Regions from separate parts of the Homo sapiens genome. Here region 1 is linked to region 2. Evidence: read pairs that join two places in POLR2A ChIA-PET (ENCODE). Cell type or tissue: B cell. All regions are shown on one strand. Links, peaks and the distances in the headings refer to the core of each region. The heading gives the core; the rest is flanking DNA. Region 1 overlaps RERE (arginine-glutamic acid dipeptide repeats). Region 2 overlaps RERE (arginine-glutamic acid dipeptide repeats).

Region 1 (9,327 bases), core at 490-8,489, 55 kb after region 2:
CCACGCCTGGCTGATTTTTTTGTATTTTTAGTAGAGACGGGGTTTCACCATGTTGGCCAGGATGGTCTCGATCGCTTGACCTTGTAATCCACCCACTTCGGCCTCCCAAAGTGTTGGGATTACAGGCATGAGCCACCGCACCCAGACTGCTTTTCATTTCTTTATGTTTGGCCATTATGTAATGCTGATTTTTGGCCTTTCGAATTTTTATTAGAGAGAAGGGTACTGTGCTTTTACAACAGGTAAATGATTGCCACACAAAGGGTGCACTTTTGTTGTGAGGCTGCTGCCCTTGGTTGCAGCCTACAGACAGTGAAGTTTCTCTTCGATGCCTGATTAGAATGGAGAGCGCTGCTGCACTGCCATAGGGCCTTGTTAACGATGGATAGTTTGGATGGAAAGGCAGAAGGACCTAAAAAGGCAGCTGTCAAATGCCTTCGGTTCTCTCTAATAGAAGATGTGTGTCTGTGTGTGTGTTTGTGTGTGTGTGTGTGTGTGTGTGTGTGTGTGTGTGTGTGTTGACCTTGGACATGATGGCAGTTGGGATTAAGGTATCTCAATCCAAAGGATCATGGAAGGAAGATGTGTGTGTGTGTGTGTGTGTGTGTGTGTGTGTGTGTGTGTGTGTGGTGACCTTGGACATGAAGGCAGTTGGGATTAAGGTATCTCAATCCAAAGGATCATGGAAGGATGTTTGGGAATAACATCTTAAGGCAAATTACCAGCATAAATGATTGCTCCCACCTCCCACTCTCAAACAGTCTTGTCACCACAGTGACACCCACTGTCACGTGGTCTGTACCCCCCACTCCCTGGAAGGGGGTACTAATTATTCACAGCAACAGTGATAATGGATAGTAGGGTAGTGTAACTGGATTGGGGAACATTCCTCTCAGTGATGTAGTTTGATTTGTACTTGAATTAAAAAGTATTGGCTTGGCCAGGCATGGTGGCTCATCCCTGTAATCCCAGCACTTTGGGAGGCTGAGGAGGGTGGGTCACTGGAGGTCAGGAGTTGGAAACCAGCCTGGCCCACATGGTGAAACCCCATCTCTACTAAAAATACAAAACAGCCGGGCATGGTGGCGCACGCTAGTAATCCCAGCAACTTGGGAGGCTGAGGCAGGAGAACTGCTTGAACCCAGAAGGTGGAGGTTGCAGCAAGCCAAGATCACACCACTGCACTCCAACCTGGCTGACATAGCAAGACTCTGTCTCAAAAAAAAAAAAAAAAAAAAGTTTGGGAGACCGAGGCAGGCGGATCACAAGGTCAGGAGATAGAGACCATCTTGGCTAACACGGTGAAACCCCGTCTCTACTAAAAATACAAAAAATTAGCCGGGCATGGTGGCGGGCACCTGTAGTCCCAGCTACTCGGGAGGCTGAGGCAGGAGAATGGTGTGAACCCTGGAGGCGGAGCTTGCAGTGAGCCGAGATTGCACCACTGCACTCCAGCCTGGGTGACACAGCAAGATTCTGTCTCAAAAAAAAAAAAAAAAAAAAAAGTATTGGCTTGTTTTCAGTGTAATTTTTTCTGTGTTTTGAGTACTTTTTTAGTATTTAAAGATGCAGGGACACTTTTGAATTAATATTACTGCTAACTTTAGTATTTGGTTAATTTTCTCTGGAAGGTGGGGGACTTTCTGATCTTCCTATGTCAGGATAAGGAAATAATGACTGATTTCGCTATCACTTCCCCCTGGCTTTTTCTTTTGTTACTGGCATTGTCTTGGATATATTACAAATATCCACAGATGTCCAGAGAATTGGCACAGCTATTATTATGATTTTCAATCTGCTCTTAAGATACTGAGCAGATTTCTTAACAAACAAGTTGGAAATGCACAAAGATATCTGATGAATTGTTAAAAAATTCTTAAAGAAAAACAGCTGGCAAATGGTAATTGATAGATAGATGTGTTTAATCTGTAGGACTTGAAGTGCTGCTATGGTGTATTAGTCTGTTCTCAGGCCACTAATTAAGACATACGGAGACTGGGTGATTTTTATAAAGGAAAGAGGTTTAATGGACTCTCACAGTTCCATGTGGCTGGGTAGGCCTCACAATCATGGTGGAAGGCAAAGGAGAAGCAAAGGCACATCTTAAATGGTGGCAGACAAGAGAGTTTGTGCAGGGAAACTCCCATTTATGAAACCATCAGATGTTGTGAGACGTATTCTCTACCATGAGAACAGTGTGAGGGAAACCGCCGCCGTGATCCATTTATCTCCACCCAGCCCCCGTCCTTGGCACGTGGGCATTATTACAGTTCAAAGTCAGATTTGGGTGGGACACAGCCAACCATATAATATGGTTACTGTGGTTTAAGTAGGCAGACACATCTGTGAGACCAGGAGTTTCTCTACAAATGGATGAGGAATGGCACAGAATCCTAGGTGACAGTTTAAGGATTGCATGGCAGAAAAGGCTCTGTGATTAAATTCTCTGATGTTGTCACTGAGCTGTAAGGCTGGAGATAAGACTGTCTCCTTCTGCTGAAAATAAGAATCAATACTCACTCCTTGATGGGCTAAACTATTAAAAAGAGCCCTTCTTACAATGTTTCATTATCTGGGATTTGCCTCAGCTGGTGATTTGTTGGTGGCACAGGGAGATTTGTGAGGCATTTCATATTAAAATTAGTCAGTAGCCGGTGAATCCCTTTAGATAATTCTCTTCCGTTTTACAGTGCTCCTGAATAGATTTGTGATTTATTTTTGCCTAAGTAGCTTTGTGTTTTTTTGGAATTATTAAAAGAGGGTTGGACATCTATACACTTTTTTTAACCTTGTTTTTCCTCATATTCTCTGTGTTTAACAGTTTAGTATTGGCCTTAGCAAAAAACATCAAATATATTTGCGTGGTACATTGACCTGACACTTGATTAACACACGTTGAACTTGATGTTTTTCCCGTATGAAGGAAGTTATACAAGAAGTTGGCCTTGCTTTTTTCGTTGATTTTAACCGTGGACAGGGTTGGGGTTGTTAATTGTTAGGTGGCTGGTAGGATTTCAGCTCCTCGATTGAAAAAGAAAAACAGCCCATCTCGTGAACCTCAGTGACCAAAAGAAATGGTCACTGTGTCATTTGGGTGCTTGTTGTGTCTCATCCCAGTGTAGTGTGATGGCTAGGGAGCAAAGAGAAGGCGAGCCTCTGAGGGTGACCCCTGCCCCGCTGTCCGCCAGGCTGGGAGAAGTTCTGCAGGAGGTCCTGTCATGGGCAGTGCTTACTGGGCTTGTCAGTTGGAACAGCACAATTGCAGTCTGCTGGGGGATGTTTGCAGCCTTCTGCCTTCTGTCTAAGGAGAGTTAAGACTCTCTACTTCAGTGTTTTGAAGTCAGTGCTGTGGTATATTTACATTCTGCTGGTGGAGACAGTACTGTTCATGAAAGATTTTTTGGTTCAGCCTCAGGAAGAGTATGGGCAAAGCTGTGTTAGAAGACGTTGATCTCTGTAGCAAAACCATGAGGTGAGGCTAAAGAACAGTGTAATCTCACATTTCTGCTTCCCTGAAAAACTCATCAGATTTAAAAATCCTTTTCTCTGGCATGGAGGGGAGAGGGTTGAGTGGGAAGGGAGACTGATTAACAAAGGACAGAAAGAGACAGAGGTCTTTGAAATCCAGATGGTCGACTTCTAGTAACAGAGCATTGGATGTGGTTTCTGTGTGTGGAATCCAGCCCTGGTGGGTGTCCAGCTGCCATGAGAGGCTGTGGAGTGAGGGAGGACCGTCCTGGAAGAAACAGAGTCAGGTCTGGTTCCTGTGTGAGAGTCATTGGAGAGAACCGTGCTGCCTCAGAACGGTGCAACCCACCCAGCACCCAGCTCCGTGACGTTGCTTCTGCTGGAGGGCCGGGAATGCCCTTCACGTCCCACCTGTCACCTGCTGGAATCAGCGCCATCTTCTCATAGGTGGTTAACTGTTTTCTCTTCTCTCCAGTGTGTTCCTGGTTGGATGTTTCCTGTTTCCCCTACCAGATTCACAGCTCGTATGTTCGTTCCTGCTTAGTCCATGGGAGGGAGTCTGGGAGCAAGAGCGAGGTGGCAGTACAGCAGGCTGGCTTGCTGTACGCTTTATAATTCCAGCGAGGAAATCTTTCGAATACACACTTGCATTCTGTCACAGTAATGTGGAGAACACATCTAGGGTTTTCAGCTTGTTTTATTCAGCTGCCTGGAGTAGTTAAAATTTTTCTGAGCATATTGCTTCCCCCAACCCCATGAGGCGGGAAAGAGATGTTTAGAGACATATTTCTCTTTTAGGAAGAAATGCAGAACCACTGAGACCTGGACAACTGTTGGTCTTATTTTCTGCTTGGATGAGATACCTTCCTGCTATTTCTTAAGGAAATATAGTTATCCATCCTCACAGTCACAGCTGAATACCAGGCAGTTGGTTGAGTAGTGAGTTCTTCTGGAAGATGGACGGGAAAACTGTCAACAGGATTGATCATTAAAAAAAAAAAATCCAGTGAAATGTTTATTTAAAAAATTAATTGAACTCCCTTGCTTTTAGAGACTTGACTATTGTCCAGATCAGATCTTGTTTCGAGTGTGCACATTCATATATAACAGGGCTGTGAATCAGACTGGGAAAGCCTGTGCTGCAGACATTCTTCCCTCCCCATGACAGCAAACACAGGACAGGGGGTTCTTAGCACGTTGTCAGATAAATTCTTTTCTATCTGCGTGTTTTAATTATGGAATTTTAATGTTGATTTTCATTCTGTTTTCCAATCCCATATATTTTTTCCTTCTCATTGGCTTATTGTGTGGGTTATCATTTCAGTGACCTGGTTTGACAAGAGGCAACACAAATTTCTTTGAGAATTCAAATGTCCATTTAAAAATTAGCATCAGGGGCTGGGCACAGTGGCTCACACCTGTAATCCTGGCACTTTGGGAGGCTGAGGCAGCGGGTGGATTGCTTGAGTTCAGGAGTTCGAGACCAGCCTGGGCAACATGGCAAAACCCCGTCACTATAAATAATATAAAAATTAGCTGGGCATGGTGGCACACACCTCTAGTCCCAGCTGCTTAGGAGGCTGAGGCCAGAGGGATCAGTTGAACCTGGGATGCTGAGGCTGCAGTGAGCCACGATCACGCCACTGCGCTCTGGCCTGGGTGACAAAGGAAGTCCCTGTCTCAAAAAAAAAAAAAAATCAGCATCAGTACAAATTAAATGATTAAGCATTTGCTGTTTTAACTACATATGAGAGAGATAACCCAGTTAACTTTTCCTTTTATTGGCTCGTGCCCTGGGCATCTGTCATGTTAATGCTTTTGACCTTTCTTAAAGATTATTAAAGGTGAAATTTCTTGCAGGTCAGGGGGATTTGTACTTGAACACCACCAGGTACCTTGTGGCAGCGCTGTTTCCAAAGATAGACACGCTGTGTGGTAAATCTTTTCAGTTAATTCATTAGAGAAAATTGTTTTCTGGCCAGGTGTGTTAGCTCACACCTATAATCCCAGCACTTTGGGGAGTTGGAGATGGGAGGATCACTTGAGGCCAGGAGTTTGAGACCAGCCCTGGCAACTTAGCAAGACCTTGTCTCTACCAGAAAAAAAAAAAAAAAAGCCAGACATGGTAGCTTGTGGCTATAGTCCCAACTACTTGGGAGGCCACAGACAAGAGAATTGCTTGAGCATAGGAGGTCCAGGTTATAGTGAGCTTATGATTGTACTACTATACCCCAGCCTGGGTAACAGAGCAAGACCCTTAGTTAAATTAAAAGAGAGAGAGAAAGAGTAATTTATTTTCCTACAGACTAGGTTTGTCTGTAAGAGAAAATATCAGTGCAATTCACTGGATTTTAATGTCATATTCTGACTTGTGTCTGAGAAACTGATTGGAGATGGTTTGTATTTGGGTCAGCTTTTTAAAAGACAAATCTTATGTCTCATGAATTAAGACTACATGTGTATACACAGCAAAGTGTTTATGAGGCAGAAAGCTTGCTCCTACCAGTTTCTAGAGGAGAGCTATCCTGTTTTTTGCTGCTGCTCAGCCAGCTGATTCTGAACATTCTTACTATTGGTTATTTTTGTACTCAGGGACAGCAAGCTTTTCCTATTAGGGGCCAGATAGTTTTTTCAGTTTTATTTTCTGTATGGCAACTACTCAACTTAGCCATAGACAATTTGTAAACAAATGAGCATGACTGTGTAGCCGTGTTTCAGTGAAACTTTATTTTACTGAATCACTTTATTTCTAGTGGATCAGTAGAGTCCAGGTGGTGTCTGGACATGGCCTGTGGGCCTGTAGTTTGCTGAAGCCTGAGCTGGTATAAACTTTTGGGGATTAGTGCCCTGAAGGAGTCACTCCAAAACTTACTTGCTTTCTTCATTGTAGCCTTGTGCCTGTGTAAGGTTTGAGGGTCATTTGCAGAGTTAGTGGGAATTGCATTTCTTCTTTCCTATATTATTTGAGTTGATGCATCCTTTTTTAAAATATATCTATATCTCTACCAATACATCCCTCTAACCACTCCTCCTTCCATTAATTGTTTTTTGTATAGTGTACTAGTGGATAGGTATTGTAAGAACTCATTTTTACTAATGATCTTTAAGGATTTTTATAACATGTTTAAATGCTAGGAGCAATTAAATATTGCTTAAACATGCTTTTTCATCTTTTTTCTTTGGCAGTTTGTTTCTGAAGGGAAAATATGACAGGAAAATATGTACATAATAAAATACAATTAAAATAATACATTAAAATAAATACATAAAATACATAAATACATAAAAATAAATACATTAAAATAATACATAAAAATAAAACATTAATAATAAAATACATTAAAGTTTGTCTGAATTTTTCTTGTGTGTGTGTACTTTTTTTAATGTTGTAACAAAATATTCAGGACAACAGAAAAGTTTTTATTGGTATTTAATGATAAATATAACTTTTCTGTTTAATATTTAACAGTTAAGTATGGATATGGACAAATGCTTTAGCATTTTTTTTTTCAGATGAAATAAAATGGTTGATACCCACATAGGCAAAGAAATTTTACCCAAAGAAAAGTTAGTCCACAGTCACAGATAACATGGTAGATCCAAACCAGCAGCTTTTTTTTTTTTTTTTTGGACACGGTCTTGCTCTGTCACCTAGGCTGGAATGAGTGGTGTGATCATAGAGCACTGCAGCCTTAAGCTCCTGGGCTCAAGCGATCCTCCTGCCTCAGCCTTTTGAGTAGCTGGGACCACACAAGCACATGCCACCACACCTGGCTAATTTTGTAATGTTTTGTAGAGATGAAGTCTCACTATGTTGCCCAGGCTGGTATCAGGCTCCTGGCCTCAAATGATCCTCCTGCCTTGGCCTCCCAAGGCACTGGGATTAACAGGTGTGAGCCACTGTGCCTGGCCCCCGCAGCTTTTTAATAATATGCTTTTGCTCATCAGGGCCTCCTGGAAGTGAGTGGGGATGGCTCTCTGCCAACCTTCTTTACCATCAAAAGAATGGTTCAGAGCGCATCTGATTGCCAGTGATTCTCAGAAGTCTTATTTATGCTAAAGGATAATATGTTACTATTAACCATGACATTATTATTCAAACTGTCTTAAACATTATTATTTATTAATATATTGTATTTACATCTAGTATTAGTTGAGACTATATGTTATATGTAGAGGCTCAAATGTTGAGACTATATTGTAGTATTTGCTCATAGTTCACTTGCTATATTGCTGGCTAAATTATTATAAAAATTGTCTGTGGTTTCTGCGCCTCTGTCTACTTTCACAGATGCTTTGTTACCACTGTAAAATGCAGTACATTCTCACTGTAGCCATTAAATCTGATTTTATATTAACTAGTTGACTGTGACATTTTTGTTGTATCTTTCTACCCAGTGGCATACACATTTTATGTAGTTTGTTGTAAGTACACACCTCTGATCATTTACAGCGTATTTTATGTACAGTCGTGATGAGATGATTTCACTTCATGGAGAGGTGAGTTGTTTTGGAAAGGGTACCTAGCTGGCTTTTGTTTGCGGGTCTATACTTGCTGGCTGTGTTACTTTAGACAAGCTATTTAACCTTTTAGGACATTAGTTTCCATAGCTGTCAAACCAAAATAATACCCATGCTACATGCTTCATAGGGTTATTCTCATGTGAGAATAAAAAGCGATAATGTAGTGCTGTGACATTTTTGTAGTGGTCTGCAAAATGGGAGCGTCAGTTGTTGTTCGGATTGGCTGTTTATTATATAACCCCAAATCGTAGTTGTTTAAGATAAACATCTATGTTCTCATATAAAATGAGGTGTTTTCAGGGTGTGCTGCCCCGGGTTGGTAGAGTGACCTAAACCTCAGGTATCTAGTCTCCTCCTGTCTGCCCCGGTGCATGGTTTTCTTCTCAAGGTCTCGCCATGGTCCCAGATGGTGGCTGGAGCCACAGCCCCTAAAGTCCATGCTCTAGACCAGTGCTATTCAAATGGTGGCTCACCAATAGGACTGTTTGCTACCAGTCCACCAGGAGATGAATAGAGAAGCTGAAAGTATCTGTTTAGAAACTTTTCTAGCCGTTTAACATTGTAAAAATCACTGCTCTGCAGTGGATTGGGGGACACTGGTCCTCCATCCCAGCCAGGCAGCTGAAGGAGGGTGTATTAGTCTGTTCTCATGCTGCTAATAAAGCCATACCTGAGACTGGGTCATTTATAAAGGAAAGAGGTTTAATTGGCTCACAGTTGCACATGGCTGGGGAGGCCTCACAATCATGGCAAATAAGGAGGCAAATAAGGAGCAAAGTCATGTTTTACATGGTGGCAGGCAAGAGAACGTGTGCAGGGGAACTCCCCTTTATAAAACAATCAGATCTCATGAGACGTATTCACTATCACAAGAACAGCACACGAAAGACCCACCCCCATGATTCAGTCACCTCCCACTGGCTCTTTCCCACAACACATGGGAATTATGGGAGCTACAATTCAAGATGAGATTTGGGTGGGGACACAGCTGACCCTTATCAGAGGGGCACACAGCAAAAGCTATTTTAGGCCCATTCCAGAGCTTTTCCAGTAGCCGTGCCTAACAACTTTGGTTTACTGTGCTCCAGTAACGTAGGTGCTCTGTTATTATGGAAAATGGGGAGAATGGACGTTGAATGGGGAACAAGCACTCTCTGCCACAGTTGGACATGTCTGAAACCAGTCGCACCATTCAGCACAGAATGAGATCCACAAACAGCCCAGTTCCTGAGTAGTAATGACCCCAAGGTTGTAGCCATTTCTTGGGATTAGGAGAACTATTGCATATCTCAGATGGAAAAACATGTGAAGAATACCAAAACAGAGTAGAATGAT
Region 2 (9,327 bases), core at 995-8,994:
GGGATTCACTTTTCCCATTGCAGACGCTTAAAAACCTCAAGACTTTTCTTGTTGGGTTTCTTTTTGGGGAGTACTTTATTAGGGATACCATTTATAGTAGAAATCTGGAAGACTGTAAAAACCACTTAATATTCCCGAAAGATGGAAGCTTGTTTCTGGAAGCTGTTATGTTTTGTTAAGGCAGAGACAATACATTTTCTTTTCTTTATTGAGATGGAGTCTTTTGCCCAGACTGGAGTGCAGTGGTGTGATCTCGGCTCACTGTAACCTCTGCCTCCTAGGTTCAAGCGATTCTCCTGCCTCAGCCTCCCAAGTAGCTGGGACTATAGGCGTGTGCCACTGTGCCCAGCTACTTTTTGTGTGTTTAGTAGAGACAGAGTTTCACCACGTTGGCCAGGCTGGTCTCGAACTTCTGACCTCACGTGATCCCCCTGCCTTGGCCTCCCAAAGTGCTGTGATTACAGGTGTGAGCCACCACGCCTGGCCAGTAATACATCTTTAGAGAGATCATTTTCCTTGGAACATAACTGAAAATGGTAGGATGAAAAGATGTGTAAAATGTAACTGAAGGTGGAAAAATCTTGCTCTGAAGCTCTCACTTTCGTTTGAGTTAAATATTATTTTTATTCTTGAAGGAAGTTCTGGGAGTTTGTAGAAGTAGCCAGAAAATATCTTTAGAATATAGTGCTCTATGCGATATCCTGAGACTTTTTTTTCTTTTCTTCTTCTTTTTTTTTTTTTTTTGAGACGGAGTCTCTCGCTCTGTCGCCCAGGCTGAAGTGCAGTGGCACAATCTCGGCTCACTACAAGCTCCGTCTCCTGGGTTCACGCCATTCTCCTGCCTCAGACTCCTGAGTAGCCGGGACTACAGGCGCCCGCCACCACACCCAGCTAATTTTTGTTGTATTTTTTAGTAGAGACAGGGTTTTACCACATTAGCAAGGATGATCTTGATCTCCTGACCCCGTGATCCATCTTCCTCGGCCTCCCAAAGCGCTGGGATTACAGGCGTGAGCCACCGCGCCCGGCCTATCCTGAGACATTTTTGACAGTGCTGCAAACTATTACTATTTTTTCAGGTAGAAATATTTTATTTTATGTTGGAGATGGGATCTCGCTTTGTTGCCAGGGTTGGTCTTGAACTCCTGGCTTCAAGTGGTCCTTCTGGCTTGGCCTCTCAAAATGCTGGGATTACAAGGCATGAGCCGCAGTGCCTGGCCTGGAAATAATTTTTACTACAGATTCTTTCCTCTTTAAATTAATATTATGAGTTATGAAGCTCCTTTTGTATAATAATACCCATTATATGTTGTCTACCAGGGTATTGGTTTGCTTTTTCTTTAAAAAGGAGAAAACATGTAAGGTGGAGGAAGTGTAGTTTACTCTTAGGCATTCAGACAGTTTTTATTATTGGTGTCATAAAAAACCCCAAACCATTTGCTGAGACCAAAAACTGTAGTTTTTAAATTTTAACACTTAATTTTTCTCCTGTGGCTTGTGCGAAGTTTTTAGGTGTAAAGCATGAATAAGTAAGAGATTCATTTAACAAAACATTATTTTAGGAAACAAATATGAAAAAGCGTTAAAACCATTCTTTTTTCTCTCCTAGCATTTTTGAAACGTTGGGGTTGTTGGAGTGGTTGGATTTTCCCTGGAATTGAGTGAGAAATTCAGAAGACTGAAGCCCAGGCTTACTGTCTACCTTTCACGGAGGCCTAGCCGTGAGAGGACAGAAGAAGGCACGTGGCGAATCATGACAGCGGACAAAGACAAAGACAAAGACAAAGAGAAGGACCGGGACCGAGACCGGGACCGAGAGAGAGAGAAAAGAGACAAAGCAAGAGAGAGTGAGAATTCAAGGCCACGCCGGAGCTGTACCTTGGAAGGAGGAGCCAAAAATTATGCTGAGAGTGATCACAGTGAAGACGAGGACAATGACAACAATAGTGCCACCGCAGAGGAGTCCACGAAGAAGAATAAGAAGAAACCACCGAAAAAAAAGTCTCGTTATGAAAGGACAGATACCGGTGAGATAACATCCTACATCACTGAAGATGATGTGGTCTACAGACCAGGAGGTAAGGAGCCTTACGTTTGGGTCTTGCCAATGTTTACAGTGGGGGAATGATCTTGGCATTATGGTGAAATAAATACGCTTTGTACACTTTAAGGAAGGCTTGGAATCTAGAAGAGTAGGAAACTTAATTTGGTAAACATGTGACCCACTTTTGGTCAGTTAGGTTCACCCACTTCTTGCTTGTGTCTGCCTTAATTTGCTCTTGTGTCCTGGTTTATGCATTCATGAGTTCTTTTCTTATTTTCCTGTGCTGCTTGTTCTCTAACTGGACCATCTGCTTAGTATTTTTTTGTCTTTTGAATTCATGCTTGCTTTTTAATCTTCAATCATAAATGAGACTGTGGTGACCCTGCAGAATTGACTGCTTGGTGGAGACAAGTAAACCTTAAGATTCTTGGAAACAGGAAATTTTACCTTGGGACAGGATCGACCAGACTCTAGAGAGGTACTTTTTAAAAATGGCCTTTAGGCCAGGCATGGTGGCTCACGCCTGCAATTCTAGCACTTTGGGAGGCTGAGGCGGGTGGTGACCTGAGGTCAGGAGTTCGAGACCAGCCTGACCAACATGATGAAACCCTGTCTCTACTAAAAATACAAAAATTAGCTGGGCTCGGTGGTGTGCACCTCTAATCCCAGCTACTTGGGAGGCTGAGACGGGAGAATTGCTTGAACCCAGGAGGTGGAGGTTGCAGTCAGCCGAGATCACACCACTGCACTCCAGCCTGGGCAACAGAGCGAGTCTCCGTCTCAGAAAAAAAAAAAAGCCCTGAAGATCAGAGATGTATTGCTCCTGCTAACTTCCTTTTCCAAAAATTTGAGCTTCAGGCTCTCTAATCAACAATAATAGAAGTAGTCATCTAACCTGCTTGGTTTTCCAGAAAATGTATTATGGTCACACCAGTATATTGTGGCTTATAGCATTGCTCAAAAAAAGACAGACTCAACTTTTAGATGAGATCAGGGAAACAAGTGAGTCAAAACCTGTTGAACACTAGCAAAGCCTTTCCTTTTCATTTGATGTATTGTGTGTATTAAGACACCTTTTTTAGGCTGGGCACAGTGTAATCCCAGCACTTTGGGAGGCGGAGACAGAAGGATTGCTTGAGCTCAGGAGTTCAAGACCAGCCTGGGCAACGTAGTGAGACCCCCATCTTTACAAAAAATTTTTACAAATTAGCTGGGCCTGGTGGCACACACCTGTAGTCCCAGCTATTCAGGAGGCTGAGGCAGGAGCATCACTTGAGTCTGGGAGGTCGAGGCTGTAGTGAAGCATGATTGCACCACTGCTTTCTAGCCTGGGCAACAGAGCAAGACCCTGTCTCAAAAAAAAAAACAAAAAAAAACAAAACAAGATCCTTTCTTACAGAAGCCAGTAAAACCTAGGTGAAATCATTTTGTTTGAGTTACTTTTACTGTTGAAGAGTGACATGAATTTTGTATGAGATGTAATTAGCAGATTAAAGCTGCCCATTTTTATGTTTTTCTGAGAAGGAGATTAAAATACTTCACTGTGTTATGTCCATAATCTGGAACAATCATTTTACTGAGGAATGCTGTTACTGTTATGAACTTCACGTCAAGTTCCAGATTTTCATTCTCCCACACAGGAGTTTTTTAAATTTCAAAAGATGTCAGTGGGGCTGGGCACGGTGGCTCATGACTGTAATCCCAGCACTTTGAGAGGCTGAGGCGGCGGGAGGATTGCTTGAGTAGTGTGGAGACCAGCCTGGGCAACATAGTGAGACCGTATCTCTGCAAAACAGTAAAAAATTAGCTGGGAGTGTGATGAGACTGCAGTCCCAGCTACTCAGGAGGCTGAGGTAGAAGAATCCCTTGAGCTCAGGAGGGCAAGGCTGCAGTAAGCCCCGTTCACATCATAGCACTGCAGCCTGTGCAGCAGAGCAAAACCCTGTCTCCACCCCTCCCCCCCGCAAAAAAAAAAAAAGTCAGTGCTAGAACTTAATACAGACAAATTTGCATTCACAGCTACAATTTCTTGGTTGGAGATTAACTGAGAAGGTATTTGTGTGATATAAATTGATCAGAGTGGAGGTTTTAGAGCAGTTAGAAATCTGCTGTAACGATTAAATGATGTGTGTAGGTTACAGTACTGTCTGTATTTATCTTTGATGTAGACTCAGCTATTGGGCAGTAAGAATTTCTTAGTGACTGAAGAATCTCTCAGAGTTACCACAGATTGCTTGTTTAGGGCGTACGCACATCTAAATCATGGGAAAGGAACAAAACATGTTAACCCTTTTTTTTTTTTTTTTTTTTTTGAGGTGGAGTCTCGCTCTGTTGCTTAGGCTGGAGTGCAGTGGCGCGATCTTGGCTCACTGCAAGCTCCGCCTCCCGGGTTCACGCCATTCTCCTGCCTCAGCCTCCCCAGTAGCTGGGACTACAGGCGCCCACCACTGCGCCCAGCTAATATTTTGTATTTTTAGTAGAGACGGGGTTTCACCGTGGTCTCGATCTCCTGACCTCGTGATCTACCCGCCTCGGCCTCCCAAAGTGCTGGGATTACAGGCGTGAGCCATCGCGCCTGGCCAACTCTTTTAGATATAGATTACATTATGATAACTTCAGTATAAGGAAAGATTTACTTTTTTATTATCCTTTCTCTTGATAACAATTTAATGTGGTAATACAGTTTGGATCACTGTCAAAAGGCAAGCTGCCTTGTGCAGTATTGAATGCTAACCTTTCTCAGCATTTATAATATGGAACGTTATTCTGGTGTCAGTGGGGACATTTCACCAAAAATAGTAGTCAAATATGTGTGGAAAATGCTGCCTGTACAGTCTCCCTCATGAGAGAGTCAGAATTAGTGACTCCAAGAAGCCCGACAGTTAAGGAAACCTCTTTAACATGAAAAACACCGGCTATTTTTCCCATTTATGGGACTGTGGCACCCTGTTTCTGCTGAGTATCTCCCTAAAAATAGAAATAAACCAACAAACCACAAACAGTCTTGGATCTGGGCACAGTGGCGTGTGCTTTTAGTCTCGGCTACTTGTGAGACTGAAGTGGGAGGATCTCTTGAGCACAGGAGGTCAAGGTTGCAGTGCTCTATGATTGTAGTGAAATTTTTACAAATTAGCTGGGCGTGGTGAACTATGATTATAGGAAGTCCTCCTGATAATGATTTGGCTGTGTGTCCTCACCCAAATGTCACCTTGAATTGTAATAATCCCCACGTGTCAAGGTCGGGACTAGGTGGAGATAAATGAATCATGGGGGCAGTTTCCGCCATCATGTTCTTATGATAGTGAGTGAGTTCTCACAGGATATGATGGTTTTATAAGGGGCCTTTCCACCTTTGCTCAGCCCTTCTCTCTCTTACTGTCATATGAGAAGGATGTGTTTGTTTCTCTTTCCACCATAATTGTAAGCTTCCTAAGGCCTCCCCAGCCCTGTGGAATTGTGGATCAATTAAACCTCTGTCCTTTATAAATAACCCAGTCTGAGGCAGTTCTTTATAGCAGCGTGAGAATGGACTAATACACCTCCCTTCTTGAGTCTGGAAGAATATGTGAAGGGAGATTGCTAAGGACTTATTTACAGAATGGTTCTTAAAGTGCTTGGGCAAGAACTATGTATTTGTGGAGGCTGGTAGTGTTTCAGTGAATCTGAAAACCTTTGTGACATGTGAGAAAGGTATGCTGTCTCTGAAAGCTAAGTGTATTATGAAGGATCTATAAAGGCCACACATGGTTTGGAAGATTTCCGTGGCACCCAGAGCAAGACAGCTCCATGTGAGGCACCCTTTTGCTTGAGTGGGGGCTGTGCCTTTGCATCCTGCCAGGTCCAGTGGATGTCTATTTGGTAAGGAGACTGTCTTTGACCTTCTCAGTGGTTTCCTTTCGTTTTGGTGATGGATTTGAAGCTGAGTTAGCTGCCTTCTCCAAACAGCTTTTTCTCTAAATGAGTATTTGTTAAATATTGTCTGTTCTTTAGGGTTACTTAAACTGAAGAATCAGAAGTAGGGTGCTGGGCTGGGCAAGGTGGCTCACACCTGTAATCCCAGCACTTTGAGAGTCTCAGGTGGGAGGATCACTTGAGGCCAGGAGTTTAAGGCTGCAGTGAACTACATGCCATTATATTACAGCCTGGGTGACAGAGCAAGACTGTCTCTTAAAAAACAAAAAACAAAACCAAAAAAACCAGCAGAGTACTGTGATTAGATTCCCAGATGGGGGTTGAGTTTTTTCTTTCCTTTGTTTTGTTTCCTGATTTTTTTTTTTTTTCTTTTGAGACAGGGTATTGCTCTGTCATCCAGGCTGTCAGTGGTATGATCACAGCTCACTGCAGCCTTGACCTCCCAGGCTCAAGTCATCCTCCTGCCTTGGCTTCCCAAAGTGCTGGGATTATAGGCCTAAGCCACTGCACCTGGTCTTTTACTTTCTTGATATAAACTACTACAATAACATCCTTTGTTAGTGATGAAAAACCATTATCCTCACCCACTTGCAGAGATCCTGTGTGCTTAGTTGTATCTTAAAAGCTTAGGATCTGTGGAGAATGTTGTAAAGGATATCTTCAATGGATTACTAGCTTAAAAAAAAACAGAGAGTCTCACTCTGTCGCTCAGACTGGAGGGTAGTGGCGTGATCATAGTTAACCACATCCTCGAACTCCTGGGCTCAATTGCTTCTCCTGCCTCAGCCTCTTGAGTAGCTAGGACTACAGGTGTGCTTACACCTGGCCTATTAACAATTTTTTTGTAGAGATGGGGTCTTGCTATGTTATTCAGGCTGGTCTTGAACTCCTGGCCTCAAGTGATCCTCCTGCCTCCATCTCCCAAAGTCTTGGGGTTATAGGTATGAGCCACTGCATCTGGCCAAATTACTAGTTTTTAAATGGTAGATTTTTTTTTTTGAGACGTAGTCTCAGCCTGTTGCCCAGGCTTGATGCAGTTGTGAGATCTCAACTCACTGCAACCTCTGCCTCCTGGGTTCAAGCAATTCTCCTGCCTCAGCCTCCTGAGTAGCTGGGATTACAGGCACGTGGCACTACACCCAGCTAATTTATTTTTATTTATTTATTTATTTAATTTAATTTAATTTTTATTTTTTTTTGAGATGGAGTCTCACTCTGTCGCCAGGCTGGAGGGCAGTGGTGCGATCTCGGCTCACTGCAACCTCCGCCTCCTGGGTTCAAGCGATTCTCCTGCCTCAGCCTCATAAGTAGCTGGGATTACAGGCGCGTGCCACCATGCCCAGCTAATTTTTGTGTTTTTAGTAGAGACGGGGTTTCACCATGTTGGCTAGGATGGTCTCGATCTCCTGACTTTGTGATCTGCCCGCCCCGGCCTCCTAAAGTGCTGGGATTACAGGCGTGAGCCACTGCTCCTGGCCTAATTTTTGTATTTTTTGTAGAGACAGGGTTTTACCACATTGGCTAGGCTGGTCTCGAACTCCTGACCTCAGGTGATCCACCCACCTTGGCCTCCCAAAGTGCTGGGATTACAGACGTGAACCACCGCTTCCAAGTGAATAGATCTTTAATACTCATTTATTTCTATGGGATATAAAGCACAAATTAAGATTTTTCAAATATTTATTGCTTTCTACATCTCTGAATTGGTTTTACTACTCAGAATAAGTATAAATTATAGGGACCTCTCGAAATGTCACTGAGAATGAGCATAGCAGGGATACTTTGAGGATAAAGGTAGGCTTTCATATAATCATACTTTTCTGTCCCAAGCTATATTTAAATTGTTTAGTGTTTAGAAGCATGTGATCTTATGGAGAAATTAAATATTATTTAGAATTTATCACTACGGTTTAATCTCATGCGTTGTCACAACCAGGTCTTTTTCACCTTTGCTGCTAAACTCTGGGATTACCTTAATTTTGTCCTTAGGAGCTCAGCATAATAGATTTTGTTACTTACACTGCCCATGTTCCCGCCTGCCTCGGGGCCTTTGCACTTGCTCTTCTCGTCTCGGTAACACACTTAATTCTTATCTTTTCTTAAGCTCTGCCACCCCAGTGTCACTGCCTTTCTCCCAGGTTAGTCAAATACATTTCCTTAATAAATACTGTTATAGCCTTTTTTGTATCTTTTCTTCTAGCACTTAGAACAGTAATAATTTTATTAGGATTAATAAGTCTCCCTTCTCCAAAAAAACAGCAATTCTTATTTTCCCCCACTCATCATTGAATTCCTGCCATCTACTGACAATAGTGTACACATAGTGTGTATTCCATAATATATATACATTTTTTTTTTTTTTTTTGAGACGGAGTCTTGCCCTGTCATGCAGGCTGGAGTGCAGTGGTGCAATCTCAGCTCACTGCAACCTCCGCCTCCTGGGTTCAAGTGATTCTCCTGCCTCATCTTCGAGAGTAGCTGGGATTACAGGCGTGTGACACCACGCCCGGCTAATTTTTGTGTTTTTAGTAGAGTCAGGGTTTCACCATGTTGGCCAGGCTGGTCTCGAACTCCTGACCTCAAGTGATCTGCCCACCTCGGCCTCCCAAACTGCTGGGATTACAGGTGAGAGCCACCGCGCCCAGCCTGTATTCCATAATATTTGTTGAATAAAGAAATTTCTAGAAACATTAAAAAAAATTATTGACTCATTGATGATGTTAAAATTAGAATAAGACTTCTGGAAGTCTGTTTTGTATTACTTCCCAATGAATGATTTAACAGACTTGTTTAAAAATAAAACCAAAACAAAAACCTTGTGGGGCTCTATTGTATATTGTCCTTGAGTCAGATCTAACTTCTTTGTTGTCTGTCAGCCATTACTCCTGTTTTGAGATGACTGTCACGGTAACAAATTGATTTATTACACAGCTGTGTGCAGCCAGATTTTCCTTCTGGGCTTCTTTAGCATAGGATATTGATTTCTGGAGTTTGCTGTAGGTGGCATATTAATTTCTTTCTACTGTTTTCAGTTAGGTTCTAGGAAATTTGATTCCTTTATTTCTGGTGTAGGTAGAACTGGTTAAAAAACTAACTTCATATTATTGTGAGATTTTTTTTTTTATTTTGGCATATTGGTATTGCTTGCTATTTGGATAATGAAATGTATTTTTTTTTTCAAAAGTATGTATTAATTTTTTAACATTTTGTCATATTAACTGATAATTTTGTTTGATTGTCCTATTTACCCTATAGTCCTAGAATATGTGTTCCTTCTACTTTCATGAACATAGTGCAAAACATGTATTTATGTATATAAGTTTGTGGTTTGTGAAATCTTAGGTGATGCAAAATATTTGACCATTTTATTT

Evidence for each region. ChIA-PET counts read pairs that join two places held together with the same protein. Peaks named below come from ENCODE experiments on the same cell type or tissue, not always from the same donor. Only the 100,000 strongest peaks of a DNase experiment are listed, where the experiment ranks them.
Region 1: POLR2A ChIA-PET joins it to region 2 with 11 read pairs; 4 of 35 experiments call an interaction of 5 or more read pairs at or near these places.

What each region holds. Positions count from the first base shown.
Region 1 is chr1:8,592,929-8,602,255 of GRCh38, reverse strand. The region is part of intron 4 of RERE (arginine-glutamic acid dipeptide repeats); the gene reads left to right. Among named protein-coding and RNA genes, the nearest start is that of SNORD128, 100 kb to the right of the region's middle. RefSeq lists an enhancer at 3,325-3,824. In B cell, for the core only: no CTCF peak of the experiment used is centred there; no DNase peak of the experiment used is centred there; H3K27ac peaks cover 618 bases.
Region 2 is chr1:8,648,724-8,658,050 of GRCh38, reverse strand. RERE (arginine-glutamic acid dipeptide repeats) reads left to right here. Exons shown (of 23, transcript NM_001042681.2): 2 at 1,610-2,078. The coding sequence starts at 1,754. Among named protein-coding and RNA genes, the nearest start is that of SNORD128, 160 kb to the right of the region's middle. RefSeq lists an enhancer at 5,929-6,008. In B cell, for the core only: no CTCF peak of the experiment used is centred there; a DNase peak (open chromatin) is centred at 4,010; H3K27ac peaks cover 2,141 bases.